Linked DNA regions of Homo sapiens: region 2 is linked to region 1. The links are chromatin loops, found by intact Hi-C in ENCODE. Cell type or tissue: Panc1. All regions are shown on one strand. Each heading gives the region's core, and the rest is flanking DNA. Links, peaks and the distances in the headings are about the cores only.

Region 1 (11,094 bases), core at 2,070-10,069:
TTTAGTAGCTTTTGGTCTTGACATAAAGGTAAATAAAATTGCCATAAAGAAGATGTGGGTCCTTCATCATCTTTAACCTCACTTACATCATGAGTTTTCTGACAATACAGTAAGTGTGAATATAGAATAAAGCAACAGTTTGCCTTACCGACAAGATGATCCAAGTTATTCGGATGCTTTAAGATCAAATATATGTTGACTGTTGAATGGTTTCTTATGAAAACTAAATTTCATTCTATCTCTTTCTAATATAAACTCTATTAATAATCATTCTGTAACATTATAAAGAAAAAGTTTAAAAGGCACATCTAAACATGATCTGAGAAATGCAATGACATTATAAACTACAAGGCAGTATCTTCAAAAATTACTATTTATTCCAAAACAACATCACATAATTATTTTCCTGTTCTGTCAACACATTATATTAATTTTTTAGACTTAGGTGAACAGTCCAAAATATATATCTCAGTATATTTTAAGTTTTTATATAAAAAGTGGCATTTTAAATCAGAGAGAGATGAAAGAATAATAAAATAAATGCTATTTGGATATTGACTTTATTCATAGAAGAAAACAATTTTAATTATTAATCTTCATATATAAAAATCCTAGATGGATTAAAGATTCAAACATTACAATATTTACAAGAATACATGCAGAAATAATAATATTGGAGTAAGAAGAATAGTTTTGAGGTAATGCACCAAACCCAGACCGGATATGGGTATAATGATAAACTTGACTACATAGAAATTATGAACTTCCTGTCATGAAAGATGCCATAAATGACAAGCAACAAAAAGCTGGAAAACATAATATAAAAAGATTTTCAACAAAGCAGTGCAGGTATGAAACAGCTGAATAGAAAAGTGGGCAAATAATGGAAACAGACAATTCATAGAAAAATATAAACACAGCCAATAAACATGTAGCAAGATGTCTAAGTTCATTAACTAGAACATAGCAGGCATCATTAAGCCAAATGAAATGACATAGTCACACCAGCAGTATTTTCACTTCATATCAAAAGGAGACAGCTACACTTTTGGAAGAAACAGTATTTCCATTGCCTTAATGAAGAAACACAGCTAGCTTATTGGAGTCCTCGATTCAGAGGTATTCTCTTAAATTTCTAAGCCTAATTTACTGATGGCTCAGCTAAATGTAAATTTTATAGCATTCATTGAGCCACTACTGATGAGTAGTGCCAGCTATTTAAAAACAAACAAGTATGTGGTCTGGCTCTGGGCAATACTTCCCTTGATGAACCTTTTTGACCAATGTCCCACGTGTCTGGCCTGCCACTTGGAAGACTACAGATTGGCAGATTAAAGACACCCCTCTTTGGAGATGAATTCCAGAAACCAGTATCACCTGGCAATCTGACAGACTGAGTCACTCATTCAGATGTCTATGGTAAGGGCTCACTGTCTGAGACCAACTAGAATCAAGCTGCTGATCAAGCCTAACTGCTTAGAGGGTCACCCTCACCACTGAAATTCATCAGCATACTGGACATGGCAACACATCCACTTTTGTAGATTGGGCACAAAGTACTATATGCTTCTGTGCAAAAGTCACCACTTCATTGCCAAATTTGTGACTCTTACCAGAAGTTGGCCTGTTTGACTTCAGTGGGAGGGCACACTGCAAGACTTGCTGTCCCCACCATTTTCTAGTAGACTTTCATAACCCTTACTGTCCTCAGGTGCTGGCATCGACAGGTGGAATTGATTTTTCAAAAATCATCTAAAATTTATTTCTGACTAGAACTCTCTTATTTCTTCCTGGCCCATACCCTTTAGTATAACAGTTTGGTCACTGAATGTGGCTAAAATGAGTTCATCTCCTTTCGTCTGCCTCCTGGACAATAATCAGATAAAAGGGGAGGAGCAATTTATAAAACTATTTTGAAAACACAGGATTCTGACCTAACAATTCCTGGGCATGATGTGTCTCTTTTTCTTATCAGTGACCTCAGGCAGGCCTGATTGGTACAGCCTCTGGGTGGCAGCCTGGCCAAAAGGAAAGCTAGAAGATTCAGACATAATTCTAGTTCAGCTACCTTCATTCTAGCCACAGGGAGGCACGTGCAGAGGCCTCTGCATCACTTCTGGAGAACATGGGGACTAGGGGAATGGAAACATTTGTTGATGTTCTTAAAGTTCTTTGCCTTTGGCCTTGGAGTCTCATGTCTTCTACCAGCATTCATGAAATAGCAGGAAGCTAATTTGTTAGCTTGTATTAATTTATTAACTCAAATCCCAGACTGGTGTACACTCACAAAAAGCTGAAAAGCACAGAATTAGATTGTAAAACAGAAATTATATATCTCCTCAAAACACAAAGCATGCCTTTGCTTTTCTTTGACCACTCAAGTCCACCTGGTTTATTCAACAAAACCTGTGCTACTTAAATGTCAAGTAAGAGAATTATACCAGAAAGCCATTACTCTAAAGGGAGCATCTTCATTACATTGATAGGATCTCAGGTACAGGCATAATTTCTGAGTCATTCAATATAAAATATATGCATATCCAAGAAAAATATCTCTGTTCTTTAAGCTATTATAACTATAGTTGGTAAAATTTTAGTTTTAATTTTCGTTATACAGGAATTGTTAAATTATATTTAATAGCATCATTTTGTTTAAGAAAATATTACCCAAATTAGAGTAAAAATTTGTCTTTTGATATTGCGTCTTAGCTTTTCTATTACATAACTATTTTCTTTAAAATGAGTTCTACTGAAAGATTTCTTGTTAAATTAAAAGAAGTAAGGAAATAAATTTTTTCAGCAAACCATGAATTCAAAGATAGCTTTGCTGAACTTCTTGTATTTCACTTGTAATTTTTGACTATTATTTTCCTTAGCTGAGTATGTGCAAATCAGGCAAGATTCAAAAATGTTCATTTACCATTTATCTCCAACAGAGTAAATATTATTTTCTAATATTGCAAAGAAGTCTCTCACTATAGATGGAATTTTAATCACAGTATCCAAAAAAGGAGACAAAGACACCACAATACGAATTTCATGTGTGTGATAGCAAAATAACACCTGAGAATCTTCATTTGTGCTGTCGTTAGCTGACACAGTAATTAATTTCAGCATGCATCTTCCTAATAGCACATAAAGATTACTCAGCAGTATAGTGTGTGTGTGTGTCTGTATGTGTTTACATGTGAGATGAATGGAAACAGGTATAGAAGAAATGAGTCAGAGTAAAGCAGTAAATTTTATTTGCTGCTTTACTTCTCAACCAGAGGTAAAGTTTTTTTTTTTTAAATTAGATGTCTCTATATTTTTAGGCCATCTTAATTACTACAGTATTAAATCCAGACTTTTGCATGTGAGCGCTTATTCTAAATGAACTAAAGCTGATCCAAATATAGTCAAGCTTACTTAACGCAAGGTACTTTATGGGAAGAAGTCTTCATATGTCTAATACAGATCTAATTTGAGTGATGGAAAAATCTGACTTCATAGAGATATTCTATGCATAATTTTCATGACATGCTACTTTATCTTGATGCAATTGTCACCTCATTTATTCCCAAGAAAATCTAGTATTAGAAAATGTTGAACTAAAACTAAGGTAGGCATTCAGTCCGGTGTAATACAAAATTTATCTAAACTTTGTGTTTCAACTATCTTTCTCCCAGTGTTCACATTTAGAAACTGGTTGTAACATACTTGTCAATTTTAGGGATTCTTTTTTTTTTCTCTGTCTTACCTTGAAAGTACTAAGAAGGTCAGATCTCATGAGTCAATTTCATATCCTGCCATAGGAAGTGAAATCCTGTGCTGAATCTCTTACATACAAAAAAAGGTCAGTTTCACTGTAAATATCATGTCTGTCATTGAAACAAGAAATTGCTTAGCTACTGACAGATGTAGTTATTCACCTACAGGTTTCCCTAGAGTAGTTTTCTAGTCTTAAATTCTAGCCCTCTTCAGTATGAATGCCAATCCAGTAACAACAGATCTATGTGAGTGAGGAATAAATGCAGCCTGTGCTACCTAAGAGCTGTGTGACCTTCAGTAATTTACTTGGTATCTCTGAGCTTGATTTTCCCCATTTACAGAGTGGGGATTTCAGATTATTTTAAGAATTTCTTGACATAATGTATATAAACGACCTGACATATAGCAAGCACTAAACAAATAAGCTCTTATCACTATTATGTTCCATTTCCACTTTAGTTTCTTCTAGTCACCCCAACCAACATACTCTTTTTCTGTTGTTAACTAAAGAATCCTACCACTCTTGTAAATCCTATCTCAAATTCAACATTTCTTTGGAAATTTTTTAAAATGTCTTAAAGTGGAAGTGATTTCTCTGCCTTCTGAAACCCTTGAATGCCTTCTATAGGTAAAAGTAAAATGGAAAGCAATTGTTATCTTGTTTTAAAATTCTATGTATGCAATTTTTATTTTTCATCACTATGTACTTGGTTGCTAAAACAATAACCCACATATAAGATTTGTTTAATAAATGTGTGTAAAAATTGATTATATGAATTGGAGTTGTCTTGTCATACACAACTAAATTAGTATTGAGAGAGCAGGAAAAAAAAATAGTTGGGCACAAAGCACCTGCCCAGGAGTTATCTCACAAGCCAGCTGCCAAAATGACCTGCTATAACTTTAAGAGTAGTTTTACCTAGTAGCTGCAGAAATGAACCACAGTAATTCTAAGACTAGTTTTACGTACCACTGTCACTTATCAGTCAGAGCTTGCCAGCTCCTGTAAACATTGATGGTGATGAGTTTTATTTCAAAACAATACATAACATTTTTCTTTCTAATAAAATGTCTAATTTTCTCTTTCTTCTTCATGCATACCAAAGACCACCCTGGTCAGTATGTATGCCCAAAATTGCAATTCTCTTTTTTATATATTGCCAGATAAAAAGTTTTGCTTAGAGATTCATTTGTCTATTTTTATTTTACTTAGACATCTGGGCTCAAACAATGGATATATGAATAAATATATAAATTCCCAGCCCCCAATTGGGTTAATATGACTTGTTCTTCAGTTGTGAAACACATCATTGTAAGTTTCACATATGAAAAATTATAATATGTAGCATATGTAGTTCATTTAGGTGAAAATAAAGAGTAAGCCTAAAAACGTTGGTGAATTAAACCAGAAATAAAAGAAGAGAATCATCTGATTTTGTCATATTAAAACATTGTTTAATCTTCAAAAACACTGGAACTTCTAAAAGTTTATGAAGAAAATATACACGACAAGTTTTGTTTTCTTAAATGTGAGGTATGTTTATGCTAACTTTATAAAGAGACATAAAAATTAGTTCCAGTTTCGGCAGTTTTCTCACAGTATATATAAGATTTATTTTAGACAGATATTTTCTCCAGAAAAAGAAAAAATGACTTGTTGATATAAAGCCATTTTGAAGGACTTGCCAATTTAAAGTGTTTCTCAATGATTTTTTGGGCAAATTGGCAACTTGAGCAATTACTTAGTGAATTTGATCCTGATATTTGGACTTACAGACATTTGTTTTTCAGAGCTCATGCTTGCTTCATTCAAATAATGATACAAGCAATTGTTTCTTTTTTTGAAGTAAATCCAAATTTTATGCAATAATTACATTTATTGAGCAATGAAATCTTGGTCAACTCAGTTGAACAAATATTTATTAAAAGAACTGATATGTGTAAAGAACAGTACAATTCACTATTGTAGGTTCTAGAATTAGAATATGATTTTATTGCATCATAAGGTACAACTATGATAATATTTTAAAATAACAAATATTAACAAGAATGAAAATAGATTTCTTTTACACTCAAGAATTTTTCCTGTTCAAGAGTACTTTCCAAAGTACACAAAAGCCTTCTTTATATTTATATTTAGAAACCACATAAAACATTTTTTAGCTAATGAGTTGATTGGCTTTTGTGGCCCCAGAAGGACACAATAAGCTCATCTATTTTTGACCTTAGTCTCAAGCATTAGTCTCAAGCATTAGTCTCAAGTGTTTCCAATTCATTTCCTGAAATGTATAAGAGCATAATCAAAAATTTATTAAAATGTCCTCTTTTTTCCCTTTTTCTCATTCCCAGGAGCACTGCTTTCACTTTAATGTCCCTGGTTTTCCATGAGAATTTATTCATCATTAGTTGGGGTAGATGAAGGACAGTCAGAGAAGAGGTCTTGAGGCTCCCTCACAGAGTTATGAAACATGAAGGATAAATGCCTGTTACCCTGACAGGGGAGGAGGAGAGTGAGGGTCTGTGGGAATCATTGGGAGAGAGCTTGATTTTGTGAGGAGAGCCTGAGAGATGATGTAACCAAATTGGCAAGAGAGAAAACTAACCTCATTAGTTTTATTTATCCTTATTTATGTTTAAAAGATTTTTTTCATAAAAATGTTTTCAAGCACACATTTAAAACATTGTGTCATTTCCATTTCCAAGGAAACTTCTGAGAAATTGTATTTTAATTATTGCACCAGTGTTTTGCATTCAGAGACCCACGATGATCAGTTCGGCATTTGGAATTAAGCAACACTGCCCTCTAGAGATCGTTGAGGTGCTGCCTCAAGAGATGTCCAACTGTCAGGAATGAACTGGGAGAAACAAATGCCCTTCCACATTGCTTAATGCACTTAGGCCCTAAAAGTAGTGTAAAAAAACAGGCTGTGGTCATAGCATTGCTTTCTGTCATGTACAGATCCATTGACTGAGATATGCAGTGAAAGGAATCCAAGCTGGCTGGGAAGAAAATCACTTGGCCCCCCGAGATAAATGTGGTCAAGGAATCCTGACTGACAACGTCAGCAAAAGCAGAAAGGTCAGTCAGCACTTTGGAAAGAAGGCCCGTGTACAAAGACTTCATAATGCTGCTGTGGGAATCTTTTCTAAAGCAACTAGATATATACAAAATAAAATGAATTTAAAGGAACTTCAGGGAGGAAGAGAGGGAGGGAGGGAAAGAGAGAGAAACAGCAGTGGAGTGTGATGGATCTAGAGGAGTTCAAATAATCTGTTGGGTATCATGAAGTTTGATGGTTCAGAAGACATGAAGAACACTTCACACAGAGACCCAGTCAGCTATTGTATATTGTGAACCATAGAATAATAACAATCAAAGGAGAAGTAAGACAATGAGAAAAATAGTCATCAGAACACCCCATCTCTAATGCCCCCATTATCACCAACTTAGGGACTCCCTAAGGACATACTCAAAGAGAAATTATTTGAATCAACTATTTTTTCAGATTTCGTTGCAGTTTCGGTAAAAACTTCCCTCATCAAATGAACTGAAAAATAATCCTTTCTCCAGCATTTTCAGGAAGAGTTTGTGAAGGTTTGATATATCTTCTGCAAATATCTGACAGAATTCACCAACAAAGGTATGTAGGCCTAGATTTTCTTTGTGGGGAGATTTTTAATTACTTATTTAATATCTTTTTTGTTATGGATCTACTCATTTTCACTTTCTTCTTGAGTCAGTTTTGATCATTGTGTTTTTCTAGGAATTTACTCATTTCATTGAAGTTGTCTACTAAAATAAAGTTGTTTATAGTATTTCCTTATAATTCTTTTCATTTCTGCAGGGTCAGTAGCGATGATCCCTCTTTCATTCCTGTTTTGTCAATTTTTGCCTTTTCTTTTTCCTTCTTTTTTCAATGCTTTTTCGGTAGAGGGCTTGTTGAGCTGCTTACTGCACAACTCCAGAAGTAGTATCATGTATTTGGTTTTTTTTTAGACAACATAATCCACTTTAGGTGGTTGAATAAAAAGAATCATTCCAATATACAATACAGAAGAGTCAAGGACCTAGCCCTGAATATTGTGCAACCAGAACCAGGGAAAATGAGCCAGGGAAAATGCCCTGCTATGCCACAGGATTCAGTCAGTAGAGAACGGATGCAAAAAATGCTGTTAAAGTAGCCCCAAGCAAACAAATGCCTCCTACTGTTCTATGTGCCGGAAGATACATTCTTCTAGTGTGTGGTGCCACCTCAAGTCACTCATTTCTGACTCACACCTACTTGGTAGAACTTATGTCACATATAGCAACCCAGTTGAAAAAGAGTCTGAGAAATTTTTATTTTCACTAGCATTATTATACAGAAAATAAAATTAGAGAAGGTTGAAGTAGGTGTTGAATGAGCCAATTTACGTTTTATACCACAATGACTTCGCATGATCTGACCACTTACCATTCCTCCAACCTTATCTCAATACACTCCTCAAATGACCATTCATTATGCTCTAATCATTCTGTCCTTTTTTTCTGTCTCAGGATAACCTTGGAAAACCTCAGAAAATTTGTATTTTCTGTTCTTTGTGGATTCACTGCTCTTATCTTAGGTTTTGTTAATGTCTGTGTATAAAATGTCATAATCGTAAATAAACCTTCCTTAATCATTCTTGGTAATCCACCTCTACTCCCTGAAACCTTCTTTCTGTTTACCAAATATTCCATGAGTACCTGTCCCTGGCAAAACCTAGATTTCATCCAGAACCTTAGCTGTAAAGAGGAATGTAGAAAAGAGTGATGAAAGATGTCAATTGCCATTGGCAATATGGAATTTAGGTGTTTCTTTAGCTGTGCTTAGTTTTTGCCTCCACTGGCAAAAATCTTCCCACACTTTGTGCATTATATCTAATGATGAAAACAAAAGCCATGGATGCAGAAATGTTCATTATTTTTTATGTTTCCAATTTAAACTTGATCCAGTGTTAAGTCATATACAGATATACATACATCACAAAATAATTTCCCTAACTGCTAATAATGGCAGACTTTTAAATGTAAAAATATGAAAGAAGTAATAGTTGTATATAAATCAGATAATAGTTTCCCATCATATGCTTCTTTTGAAGTCACAAAAAAACTTTTTCACCATAAATTTAGTCATTTTATTTGCATCTCAAAATAAATTTTAAAGTAATGATATGTTGAACAAAATTTATCTTTCGAGTTTTTGGAGGATGAGAGCTAGGTAAATTGCCAGAAGCTTATCTGTGTGCATTGTAAACAGGGTGTTAAGAAATTGTGGTTTCAACTAAAACTAGCCATAGACTGCTAGAAGCTACTTAGGAGCAACTACAGGAAAGTTGAGAAAATCAAAATTAGCATTATACAAAGAAAAATATTTTATGGTTGTAAACTCATGGACAGAGACTACTAAGGTTTACGATTAATGCCAATCTAAGTTTAGAAAGCTAAGGATGTACAATTATTTAAGGGTAAAAGAAGAGAAACAGGCTATAGTTGCCCAGAACAAAATCTGCTTATTAAGTCCATACCATCCAGACCAACAGCACATATTAAAATCACATATACAGTCTAGGCCTATTTTATCCCATCCTCATATGCTTCACTGAAGAGAGGCTAAAGTTGAAGCAATTATTCTGCAATTATTTCAAAAACAATGATTTCAAGTGTTTTCCGATCAAAAGGAAACACAACGTATTTCTTTCTAGGAGGTAAAATTTTATCTATGTTCTATAGTAAGTTCAATTTGTTGAACAAAATAGCTACACACAGGTTAAAGATTTAGGTTACTCTCATTTTTTTCATTGCTAAGCAAGTTATTTCTAATCCAATTTAGGGCATTTTTAAAGAAATATGTCAATTTTTACTAGACAATATTTGAAAGTAGTGGTGCACATTGTAAACATTGCTCTGTGTCAAATAATGGGTGGAAGATGGGAAGATAAAAGCTTTAGACAAGCTGGGGCTATTTTAGATTAGGTGAGATAGAGAGCATTTCTCTAAGAAGGTAATATATAAATAGAAACAGGAATAAAATAAAGAAGCCACAAAAGATCTAGAAAAATATTTTTTGGCAGGGGAAAAAGCAAATGAAAAAGCCCTAAAGCTACAATAGACTTGTCAGGCTCCAGGCAGAGCATGGAGCAATACAGCTGGAGGGGAGTAAGTTGGGGGAAAATGACTTTGGTGAGGCAGCCAGAGGCCAGGGCAATCAAGACCTTGCAGGACATAATGAAGACATGAATTTTAAGTGTGATAGTAAACCACTGGAGAGTTTTGAGCAATGGTGTGATATGATCCAATTTATAATAAACAAATAAATTTGTAAAACCTCTCACTGGCTAATGCCAAGAGAAAACTATAGAGCATAAGAAGAAGCAAAAGCATCTATCTTCATTTATTTTTTGTTGTTATAACAGAATACCTGAAACTGAGTAATTTAGAAAGAAAAGCAGGTTATTTATTACAGTTCTGTTCTGGAGGCTGGGAAGTCCAAAACTGGGCAGCTGCATCTGGTTGGCTTCTAAAGAGAGCCTTAGGCTGTATCATAACATGATGGAAGACATTAAAAGGCGAATGAGGAGGCAAGAGAAAGCTACAGAAACTGAACTTGCATCAGCCTACTCATGGGAGGCAATTCCATTCCCACAAGAGCTATTCCAGTCTTTTCATAACTAACTCAGTCTTGTGAAAGACGTTAATCCAACTTAATGGCCTAATGACCTTTTAAAGGCCCTACCCCATAACATTATTACATTGGTAATTAAATTTCAACACGAGTTTTGGTGGAGATCAACCATATCCAAACCTTAGCAGCATCTATCCAAAATTATATTTAAAAAATAGATCCAAAGTGTTATAGCAGTGAAAAGGAAGTAATGATTAATTCAGTCTGTGTGAACTTAAAACGTATTAAAAGAATGAGCGGTTAGTAGAGACTGTAAGATTAAATAGAAAAATACAGATGAACATAGGATTTTAGAGAAATACATCCCCAGTTAAGGGAAAAGCTGAGCAAAAACAGGGCCACTGGATTAAGCAAATTGTGATTAGTGAAAGGCTGAGGGTTAGTATGACTACTAATTTCATGAAGAGAAGAATTAGATTAGATTGAGTAGACTGGGACCAGGTGATGCAGATTCTTGCATGCACTGTTCTGGAGTTTGTGAATTATTCCTTTAGCAATGGATTCCAATTGTAGATTTTATTAATGAGAAAATCTATTTATTTACCAACATTTTCCAGAGTTCCACAGGGTAAAATATGCTTTACTAGGAGTTGGAAATATAGGGGTAAATAAAATGAAAACAGTAATAATTATCCCTTTT
Region 2 (11,094 bases), core at 1,844-9,843, 1.1 Mb before region 1:
AATGTCCTCTGCATTCTTCACAGAAGAATAAATATCACCTATTTTAAAGCTCTTTAACCTAGCCACATGTATAAACTAAAATGAGAACTTAAAACCAAAACACTTAGAATGATGGGAGAGTTCCATTTAGGGTAAAACATAATAAATGCAAATTGGGCGCGGTGGCTCATGCCTATAATCCTAACAATTTTGGAGGCCAAGGCAGGAGGATTACTTGAGCCAGGAGTTCAGACCTGCTTGGGCAACATGAGGAGACCTCATCTCTATAAAAAATTTAAATATTAGCAACACATAGTGTCACATGTTTGTAGTCTCAGCTACCACATAGGCTGAGGTAAGAGGATCACTTAAGCCCAGAGATGGAGGCTGCAGTGAGCTGTGACTGTGCCACTGCACCCCAGCCTGGGTGACAGAATATGACCCCATCTCAAAAAAAAAAAAAAGAATAAATGCAATTACCTTTTTAAAAATATTTTCTCTATGAATATAATCTTATATAGTCAAGTTTTTCTTGCTCAGAATGTGTCAGGAGATTTTGCAGAGGCAATGTCTCTTCCTCACTTAACTTTTTCCTGGATAAATCAGAGAAGTATCCTTGGAATTCTGGATATCAGTTTAAAAGGAAGTATTTTTCAAAAACTGCGATATTGACTTTGTATCCTGTTTCTCACCATTGCTTTCTATCCATGACAGCAAGAGAAGCTGCTTCTTCATTTCTAATTTCTAAGCCTATAATATCAGAAGGAGGGCAAGGAATAAATCAGGGATGAGATTTGATTGTACCTAATTACCTTATTTCCTTGTAAGGCAAGTTCAGGGAAGGAAGAAACTTGTTATTTGCCTCAATTGCTGTGTTTTCCTTTTGATTAAAAGAAAGTTTGCCAATGCTTAGTAATAAATATATTTTGTCTAGGTTTCTCTGGTATTAACAAGCCTATTATTCACATTCTCATGTGAACAACACATTTCACTTTATAATACTTCTTACTCTATTCAGGCATATAGTAGCATCAACAATGTAATATAAAATCTGCATACCAGGATGATACAATTTGTATATCCTAATGGGCCTTAAACGTAAAGAATGCTTTAAGAACTCTCCACATAAACATCTTCTCAAGTATATGTGCAGTTGTTCATCTCATCACTATCATTTCAGTGACTGCCTAGAACAGGTGCTCTATATATTTTTGTAGGTGTTTTCTTCAGTGAAACTCCCCTCAGACACAATCATTTCCTGCTGCTTTGCTGCTAGGCAAGCACCTTTCCCGCTAAGCTCTGCCAGTCTCTCACTGGCTTTTTCTTCATTTCCTACAGAGTTGTGAGAAATGTCGGTTCTCAGAGATCAGATGATGTAATTGTCTCTTGAAGTCCCTATTTTTATCTAGTAAAAACTCAAATCAACCCGAGTCTTCATTCACATCTATGAATCTATCCCTTGGAAGAAAATGGGGGAATTTCAGAGATATGTATCTTTGTAACTGTAGGACATGGTGTCTCCAAGTCTAATTTGCAAGTACACAGGAGCAAACATGTGTCTTTGAGGCTGAAAGACCCCATGACTGCCAAGATTGATGACAGTTGTCCTGAAAGTTTCATTACATATCATGCATTGCCACTGTTACCTCCCCGACTTCCACTACTGCTAGTGTAATTTACATAGCCGGAAATTAGGAAATGATCGAGGAGCACAAATATGACTGTGCACGAGTGCACAAAGCATGTCACCATCACAGAAAGAAGATACTCTCTTTCTGATGCATTCCTTTAAAAGATAGAAGATAATTTGAAAAAGTTGGTGCCCCTAAGGTGCCTGGCATAAAGGGCGTGATCTCTGTACAGTAGGGTTACCTTGGTCAGACACTCGGGCAGCCTAAAGCAGCTGAGGCTCTGACAAAGTCACTCATCTCTCACGCTCGTGGCACCTCTGTCATGAAAGTTGGAGGCATGGGGGTAACTTTGCTGAAGGCTGATGGATTCACTTCATCTAGCTTGTTAACTTGCCCAACTCATGGCCACTGATGCATATCTGTGGTAAAACCTCCAGGATGCTAACAGCATAATAAATATTCGTTCAATGAATGAATTCCTAGTGCTACAATGTAAAACACTGCCTTTCTAACTGCTGTATATTCTCAAACGACAATGTTAGTGTGTGGACTCCACATTTTATCAGTCTTTAGATTTATTTTTATAGCCAGTTCTCTATGGTGCAAACTGCTACCAGGAAAACTGGGTCAAAAGTTATCTATCCTCCAGGAAAGTAGACTTTGATAACAATCTGGCTTCTGTCAGTGCCAATATAATTAAACAAAGGGATTATGGAGAATAGATCAGTGGTTGCCAGGGCTTAGAAATAGTGGGAGGGGGTGTTGTGTGGAAGGAAGGGTGAGGTGGTTTTTATAAAAGGGCCACATAAGGAACTTCTGTGGTCACAGAGATATTCAGTATCTTAACTGGGATGTTGAATGACAGATGAGATGAAATCATATACAACCAACACACACACAGGAGTAAAACTGGAGAACTTTGAATAAGATTTGTTGATTGTATTATTTTCAATATCTTCATTGTGATATTGCTACCACTGGTGGAAACTAGGTTAAGGGCACACTATTTCTTAAAACTACATGTAAATTTATAAACTTCTTAATAACAATGTTAATTAAACATTAATACCCCAAGGAAGGAGACTCATGCCCTACCTCCTGTCTTTTAATGCCCTCCCATACCTCTAGGTAGATTCTTGGATGCAAATATATAAAGCACATTGCCAACTCTGTTGGCAATATCCAAACTATAAAGGATAAAGGGTACTTTGGAGATAGGGTATATAAATATAACTACTATATCAGAACCCAGGTCTTGGCACAGATGAAATATCCTATTTCAAGTATTGGAGAAAACTATACTACACAATATCTCCAGAGAATTTAAGGACAATTTAAAGAAAGCAAGCATGAGAATAAAATGGAAAAATTATAAATGATGGAAAAAATCATATTGCTTTGTTTTTATATTACCTCTATAATTTTAATCATTGTATGACTTTGAGAATTACTTAATCTTTATGATAATTTGTTGTCAAAAGAAAAATAGTATCTTCTTTCATAGGTTTGTTGTGGAGGTTAAATAAAATGCTGCCTGAGAAAGCACCTTGCACAATCTCTGATACATAGTAAGAACCTAATATATTTTGGTTGGATTAGAATTGTATCGACTGACAGGAAAAGAAACAAACAAATATAACATAAATCGTTGGAAAGAAAAAGAGGAAGAAAAATTTTTTTTATTATTATACTTTAAGTTCTAGGGTACATGTGCACAACATGCAGGTTTGTTACATATGTATACATGTGCCATGTTGGTGTGCTGCACCCATTAACTCGTCATTTACATTAGGTATATCTCCTAATGCTATCCCGCCCCCCCACTCCCACCCCACAACAGGCCCCAGTGTATGATGTTCACCAGTCTGTGTCCAAGTGTTCTCATTGTTCAATTCCCACCTATGAGTGAGAACATGCGGTATTTGTTTTTTTGTCCTTGCAATAGTTTGTTCAGAATGATGATGTCCAGCTTCATCCATGTCCCTACAAAGGACAACTCATCCTTTTTTATGGCTGCATAGTATTCCATGGTATGTATGTGCCACATTTTCTTAATCCAGTCTATGATCGACATTTGGGTTGGTTCCAAGTCTTTACTATTGTGAATAGTGCCTCAATAAACATATGTGTGCATGTGTCTTTAGAGCAGCATGATTTACAATTCTTTGGGTATATACCCAGTAATGGGATGGCTGGGTCAAATGGTATTTCTAGTTCTAGATCCTTGAGGAATGGCAACACTGTCTTCCACAATGGTTGAACTAGTTTACAGTCCCACCAACAGTGTAAAAGTATTCCTATTTCTCTACATCCTCTCCAGCACCTGTTGTTTCCTGACTTTTTAATGATCACCATTCTAACTGGTGTGAGATAGTATCTTATTGTGGTTTTGATTTGCATTTCTCTGATGGCCAGTGATGATGAGCATTTTTTCATGTGTCTGTTGGCTGCATAAATGTCTTCTTTTGAGAAGTGTCTGTTCATATCCTTTGCCCACTTTTTTTTGATGGGGTTGATTTTCTTATTGTAAATTTAAGTTCTTTGTAGATTCTGGATATTAGCCCTTTGTCAGACGGGTGGATTGTAAAAATTTTCTCCCATTCTGCAGGTTGCCTGTTCACTCTGATGGTAGTTTCTTTTGCTGTGCAGAAGCTCTTTAGTTTAATTAGATCCCATTCGTCAGTTTTGGCCTTTGTTGCCATTGCTTTTAGTGTTTTAGTCATGAAGTCCTTGCCCATGCCTATGTCCTGAATGGTATTGCCTAGGTTTTCTTCTAGAGTTTTTATGGTTTTAGATCTAACATTTAAGTCTTTAAATAATGGAAATCAGCATCTTACTGGAAAACTGTTAGATAAATTAAAATTGAAATAAAAGCTAAAGTCAAAATATCAAAATGTGATATTTGGATCTTAGGCATGATATGCAACTGCTTGAGTGACATTTATCCTTTTAGTTTAATTTTGATAAATCAAATCATTATAAAATATTATTTTAGTATATCCAGTTATTATTATATTGCATGACACATAGTGAGGGCTCAAATTTTTTTAGCAAACAAATTACTTACTTGATAGCAGGTCAATTGAAAAAAATAGTGGGCATTAATAACTATGAGCACTGCAAAGTAACTTCAAATAATGGAATTAGACTATATTCCTGGTAAATATTTAAAAAAATAATAATCTGATATCTTTTATTTGGGAGTTTTGGGTACTATGAGGTAAAAAGGCAAGGGAACAATGTTGTAAAATCTAATAAATCATATAAATATTTATAAAATATGGACCCTTAATTTAAAAAATTCATCTTTGTCATCTAGTCATTTGACAACAGAAGACATTCTTACAGAAGATTGAAGATAACTATCCAGACACTCTCCAGAGGAGAGAAACTAGATGTCTCATGGTATGGTCCATTTGATAGGGTGTTCCCTATGGTAAAATCCAAACTCACATTTGGTTTCAACATGGAAGATATAAGTTATTTTATCTTTGAGACTTGGAGTGGGATTTTACAGGAGAGGTGATATTTGAGCTGGATTTGAATTTTAAATAGTACGAAAAGGAAGATTCTGTGAACAAATATATGGAGTTTATAATATTTTGAGAGAAATCACTAACAGTACTTTGTGGGAGCAGCGTAGTTTATGTAGATGGAAGAGAAAGCTAAAAAGTATTTTGGCTCCAGATACTAAAGAACCATAAAACTCATGAAAGTACTTTAAAGCATGAGGGTAACACTAGATGTATGTTGCATAAACATATTTTTCACTATGTTGAAGAAAGATTAAGAAAGGGAGACAAAAATATGAGGAAGATCAATGAAAAGGTTATTAAATTAAAAAGGGTACAAAATGATAATGGCAATTGAAGAGAAAATTAGCAGAGAAAGCCAATTCAGGAAAGTGTGTGTGTGTGTGTGTGTGTGTGTGTGTGTGTGTTTCAAATTGATAGACTTCCAAAAATAGCTAATTATTTAAAAGAGAGAGTGCAGGAAATGAGAGAAACAGAGAAATCTTACTGTGTGCTTTTTTAAAAAAGGTAGATAGTGATAGTATTCATAAAGATGATAATAATAGTAATAGTAGTAGTAGTACATGTATTATTAGTAATGGTAACAGTAATTACTTACTGTACCACAAACTCTATAAACTGAATGGCGTCATCACCATTTGTCAAGTGACATTGAATAAGTTATGTAACTTCTATGAGACTTATTTATCTTTAAACAGGGTAAGATCATCTGGCATATAATTTAAGTGAAATTAAAGATCTCCATTTTAAAAATTAGAGAAAAAGTCACTTATCTGATAAAGAGTCAAGGTATAATTTCTAAGTGTATTATTCTGTCTATAAGGGAAAGAGAAGAGTGGGGAGTTGGAGAAGGATTAAGAGATAGCGGGATGGAACAATCACCATGAGGATGGTGACGGTGTTGATGATGATGGTGACGACAATGGTGGTGATGATGATACTTGTAGAGTCTATGTGAGGAACCATACGAGTATTTTACATATATTAATTCATGTATCACTACTGAGAAACCTATAAATTAAACACTGTCATTATCATCTCCAATTTAGAGGGCTCCATGGTGGCCCCCAAGTAGATATGTCCATATCCTAGCCCTGGAAACCTAGGAATGTGATTTTCTTTTTGGAAGAGAGGTCTTCTCAGATTTTACTACGTTAAATATTTTGAGATGAGACTATCTTAGATTACACAGATTGGTCCTAAACATGCCCTTACATGAGATAGCAGAAGAAAAAGCCATAGGAAGACAGAGGCAGAGATTGGAGTGAGGTAGTCACATGAAATGCTGATGGCCACCAGAATCTGGAAAAGACAAGGAACAATTCTCCCCTAGAAACTCCCCAAGAAACTGCAGCACCTTGATTTTGTGTTTCTGGCCCACAGAACTGTGAAAGAATGATTTCTACTGTTTTCAGCAAACCAGTTTTTGGTAGTTTGTTACAGAATCTCCTGAAAACGAATGTGCCAATTATCAATTTATTGCTTCTTACGTCCAAATTCAACCTTCCTTTCTGCTCTGTGGAAATTGTTGATGGGCTCTGAATATTTCTCCTTTGCAGTTGGAACAATATTAAGCATTGCCAGTAGGTGGCAATGGACAGACATTATAGGAAGAAGGAGCTTCTCTTCTCAATCCTGGTGTTTTCCTCTCATTTATCCTGCTCCTTCTTTATCTTCTCTTCCTCTTGTTCCTCCTTCTCCTTCTCTTCCTCCTCCTACTCCTTCCCCTGCTTCCTCTGCTTCTCCATCCTTTGTTGCTTTTATGGCATGACTACCAGTGGTTTCTGTGAGCATCCAGTGGAATTCTCTGGCATTGAGTTTCAGCTGCAACCCCACAGGAAGATTCCCAGTGAGACTCCAAGATGCCCCCAAGGTAGACCTCCCAATCTCAGCCTGCCCATACTTCAAAGAGTTATTGCTTGTTTGTTGAATCTGGACACAATTCTCCACCCACCAGCCTCTGCCTAGATAATGTGACCAACTCTGTCCCAGGACTACCCAGTGAACTTCACAATCCATTTGGCTATAGCCCCATCTTCTCTAATGAGTTCTGAATCACAACTGTAGGGAGTGTGGACCCCTTACAAGTTAATTCATTCTTTAGGTATGCTCCTCAGCCCTAGGGTATTTACCCTTTATAAGTAATTGTGTATGGTTCATAATTCTTTATGTTAAATAGCCCCTTTTCAAATCACTATGTGGATCCTGTCTCTTGATTGGACCCTGACAGATATATGCATTTTACATAAGAGAAAACTGAGGCACAAAAAGGTTAAATGACTTGGCCAAGTTGACTCAGCTAGTAGTTGGCAGAATCATTATTCAAACAAACTGGCTTTGACGTTTGTTCTCTCAGCCACTGGTTTGTACCAAACTGACAAGAATGAACTAGATATTTGACATATTAAATTAACTATAGAGAAATATAGTATTTGATTATAGATGCAGTATCTGGGTCATATTTATATTAGTTATTTGACAATTATAATGTATAGATTAAGAGGGGTAGAGGGAAGAATTACAGATTTAGATAATATAAATAAAATAATCTATCATTCCAAAAGAAGTGTTTGGAGTAGTGAGTAAAAACAAAAAAGAGTGGCTCACAGGTTGGAGATGCCCACAAATTTGTTTCATTTGTCCTATAAAGTACTGTCCTTCATGGTGTCTTTGAAACATTCTACTTAGCTCACAACATTTTAAATTCGACAGGTTTCACATAATAATACAGCTTTTAGCTTCTCTGAAGAAAATTAGAATATCACAACCTCAGAGAGGCCTGCTCAAACTGTTAAAAATTATTTCATATCATTCCACACTATTTTGTTAGTTCTGTACTTTGTTTTTTTGTGTGTATTCTTTTGCTTATTTTTATATTATTTATCTTTGTCTGTTGATATAAAAATTGTGTGAGACTGTGTCTTGTCTTGTTTATATTTGTTACTACTGTTACTCAGTACCTAGAGCTATTTCTGATATATATATCATCTCAATATTATTTTATTAAGATTATAGAATCAAAAGCCAATATGTTGTGGGTAAAGGGCAAGTCAGTGAAGGTAGTAAATACAGATTACTAAATATATCAAAATGGCTTTTTATTTTAAAAGAAAAATAACAAAAAATTATGTTGCATACTTATATATGCATGCATTCTGTTATATAAAATATTTTATTTTTTGTTAATGAAACACATTAGAAATATGGAAAGATAATGACTATAACTTTTGATGTTTAATAAATATCTTGCAAGAGCATCTTCCAAGACTTGAACTAAATTGATCTATTATCAAATAACAGTCTAACAAGACATTCCATTTTTTATTGCTAAACTACTGAAATTAAATTCTATACACATACAAAACAACAAAGCACCAATAATAGTCATTACATTCATTCCCAGTTGAATCTTAAATCTAAAAAAAAAAAAACATTTCCTAGTGCTAAAGAACTTTTTTTAAAATTTCAACTCTTTTATTCTTGAAAATTCCTACATGATCAATTTCTAATAACTTTTTAAAAATCATATGTCTGGATAGTTCCAATTTTCCTCTTTTTATAATATTTTCACACTTTGAAACATATCACCCATTTTTATCATACCATTTCTCTTTATTAAAACCTTTTGCTTTACTCTAAAAATGCAACTCAATAATTTTAAAGATAATACTTTTAAAGAAAAGGATTATGTCATATGCTTATTCTAAAAACCACTTTTGCATATTAAATGATGCCTTTATTTCCATATTAAGATACAGAAATAAGATATATAAACTTCTTTATGTAAATATATATTTATATGAGTTATACATTTGCTAAATTATATTTTAGATTTTTTAATTTATCCATTATTAATCAAAAGAGAGGCTACTGCTGAGACTTAATGACAGCTTCTCTATGGTGTTCTTGCAAAAAGATAAATGAAAGACAAGTCAATATTACTTTTTTTCATCCATAAATAGATACAGCCATAAGTATAGATATTTAAATTCATGAAGCTTATATATGCTGAAGAGATTATTCATCGCCATTCTTTGGTTAAAATTATTTTCTGGTCATGAGGAATCTATTTTTTTTATTGTATAAAATCATGTATTTTGACAATTCAAAAATGATTTAATCTCCTATGTTTTTCTCTTATCTTTGTACTGCTTACCCATATTTATTCCCCCATGGAACATTTTACTCTCTACTTTATAATCTCATCTTTTTTCGAATTGTCAGCCTACATTGACCTCTTTAAAATCTGAAGACTCACCTAACATGTATTTGTTTGAGAACAAAGATCTCCTATGTAGTAACTGTCTCAAATCTTCCATTTGCTCTACTTTTTTCACCTTTGCATAAAGGCTGTTTCTCTCTTTGAGAAACACAGTTTCTCAAAGAGAAATACACAGTTGTTGATTATCACAGTTGTTGATTATCACATGGAAAATGGAAAAGGCCATAACTAAATACACTCAAATTTTGAGTTTATTATAATGGAATTAAATAATTTAAAAACAAATCAAGTCTTTGAGTACAAATCTATCATAGCCATAAAAATCCTGGCTATATTTCTAGTCTTTTCAACTCCACTTCTAAAGAGAGATTTAGGTATACGCCACTTAATCTCTGTTACATTATATAGTTAAATATGCAAAAGAATGGATACTGGTAGTGTATAGGTATGCAAAGGTGTCTACAGTATATAATTGAATGCATGCAAATATTTATAGTATATACTTAAATGTGTAGCAATACATGTAGGAGAGATTTGCATATATAGATTATTGTTAGAAACCTTCCAGAATATTTAAAACAAACTTCAAGACTTATATATAATTTTAGAAATTTAATTCTAGCAAAATTTTTAGGAGGTAGGTACTCATTAGCATACTGGAATGAAAATTGAGTAAACCTAAGAATAGGGAGATTAGGTAAATTGAGTATGGCCTCTCAGTAAATAAATCATGGTGCTGAGATTTAAACCAGGCAAAGTAATGCCAGCATTTATCCTCTTAAATATTATACTATACCATGACAAAATTCAGAAAATATTATTTGATTTCACTGATCAATGGATGGAGTGTCTTAGATATAAATAATAATTAACTATGAAAACACTGATATGTACAGAGAAAGTACATAAAAGCTCATCACAGTTTTATTCTTGTCATTCCTAATTAGCTTTAAACTTAGGTATAAACCTAGAATAAAGATAGCTTTTGAGCAAAGCTGAAACTAATTATGATGGTGTCTGTATATTATAACTTATTTGCCACTTCTCGTTTGCTGAATATCTCTGAAAATAATAAGAGTTAAGGCCGGGCGTGGTGGCTCACATCTGTAATCCTAGCACTTTGGGAGGCCGAGATGGGCAGATCACCTAAGGTCAGGAGTTCAAGACCAGCCTGGCCAACATGGTGAAACCCCGTATCTACTAAAATACAAAAATTAGCTGGCATGATGGTGGATGCCTGTAATCCCAGCTACTTGGGAGGCTGAGAGAGGAGAATCACTTGAACCCGGGAGACAGTGGTTGCAGTGAGCCGAGATCAGGCCACTGCACTCAGCATGGGTGGCTGAGCAAGACTTCGTCTCAAAAATAAATAAATAAATACATAAATAAGAGTTAATTGCCACATAGAAAGTACTTAATATATTTCCAAAGGTTGGGGAAATTTTTCCACTATTAACCATGAGAAAAGCCACTGCTGTGACTTAATGGTAGCTTCTGGTTGTTGTTCTTGCAAAAAAAGATAAATGAGACACAAGTCAATCTTACTTTTATTCAGAGTTGAAATGCTGAGATCTGTTGACCTATTTACTATATAATCATAAAGCGGAGATGAGAACTACAATAGAATTCATGTCTTGAAGAGTATGAACATGTATGAATCTTACTTCAGAAAGATTATTTTCTGCACCAAACAACATTATAGAATATGAAACACAATAACACTTGGTCT

The links. Peaks named below come from ENCODE experiments on the same cell type or tissue, not always from the same donor. Only the 100,000 strongest peaks of a DNase experiment are listed, where the experiment ranks them.
Region 2: it touches region 1 in a loop (4-fold over the local background); 16 of 110 quality-filtered maps call a loop at or near these places.

The regions. Positions count from the first base shown.
Region 1 is chr12:59,398,926-59,410,019 of GRCh38, reverse strand. No RefSeq gene overlaps it. Among named protein-coding and RNA genes, the nearest start is that of LINC02448, 120 kb to the left of the region's middle. In Panc1, for the core only: CTCF peaks have their summits at 6,318 and 6,554 (motif pointing left); a DNase peak (open chromatin) is centred at 6,509; H3K27ac peaks cover 442 bases.
Region 2 is chr12:60,490,087-60,501,180 of GRCh38, reverse strand. No RefSeq gene overlaps it. Among named protein-coding and RNA genes, the nearest start is that of SLC16A7, 900 kb to the right of the region's middle. In Panc1, for the core only: CTCF peaks have their summits at 6,524 and 6,731 (motif pointing right); a DNase peak (open chromatin) is centred at 6,749.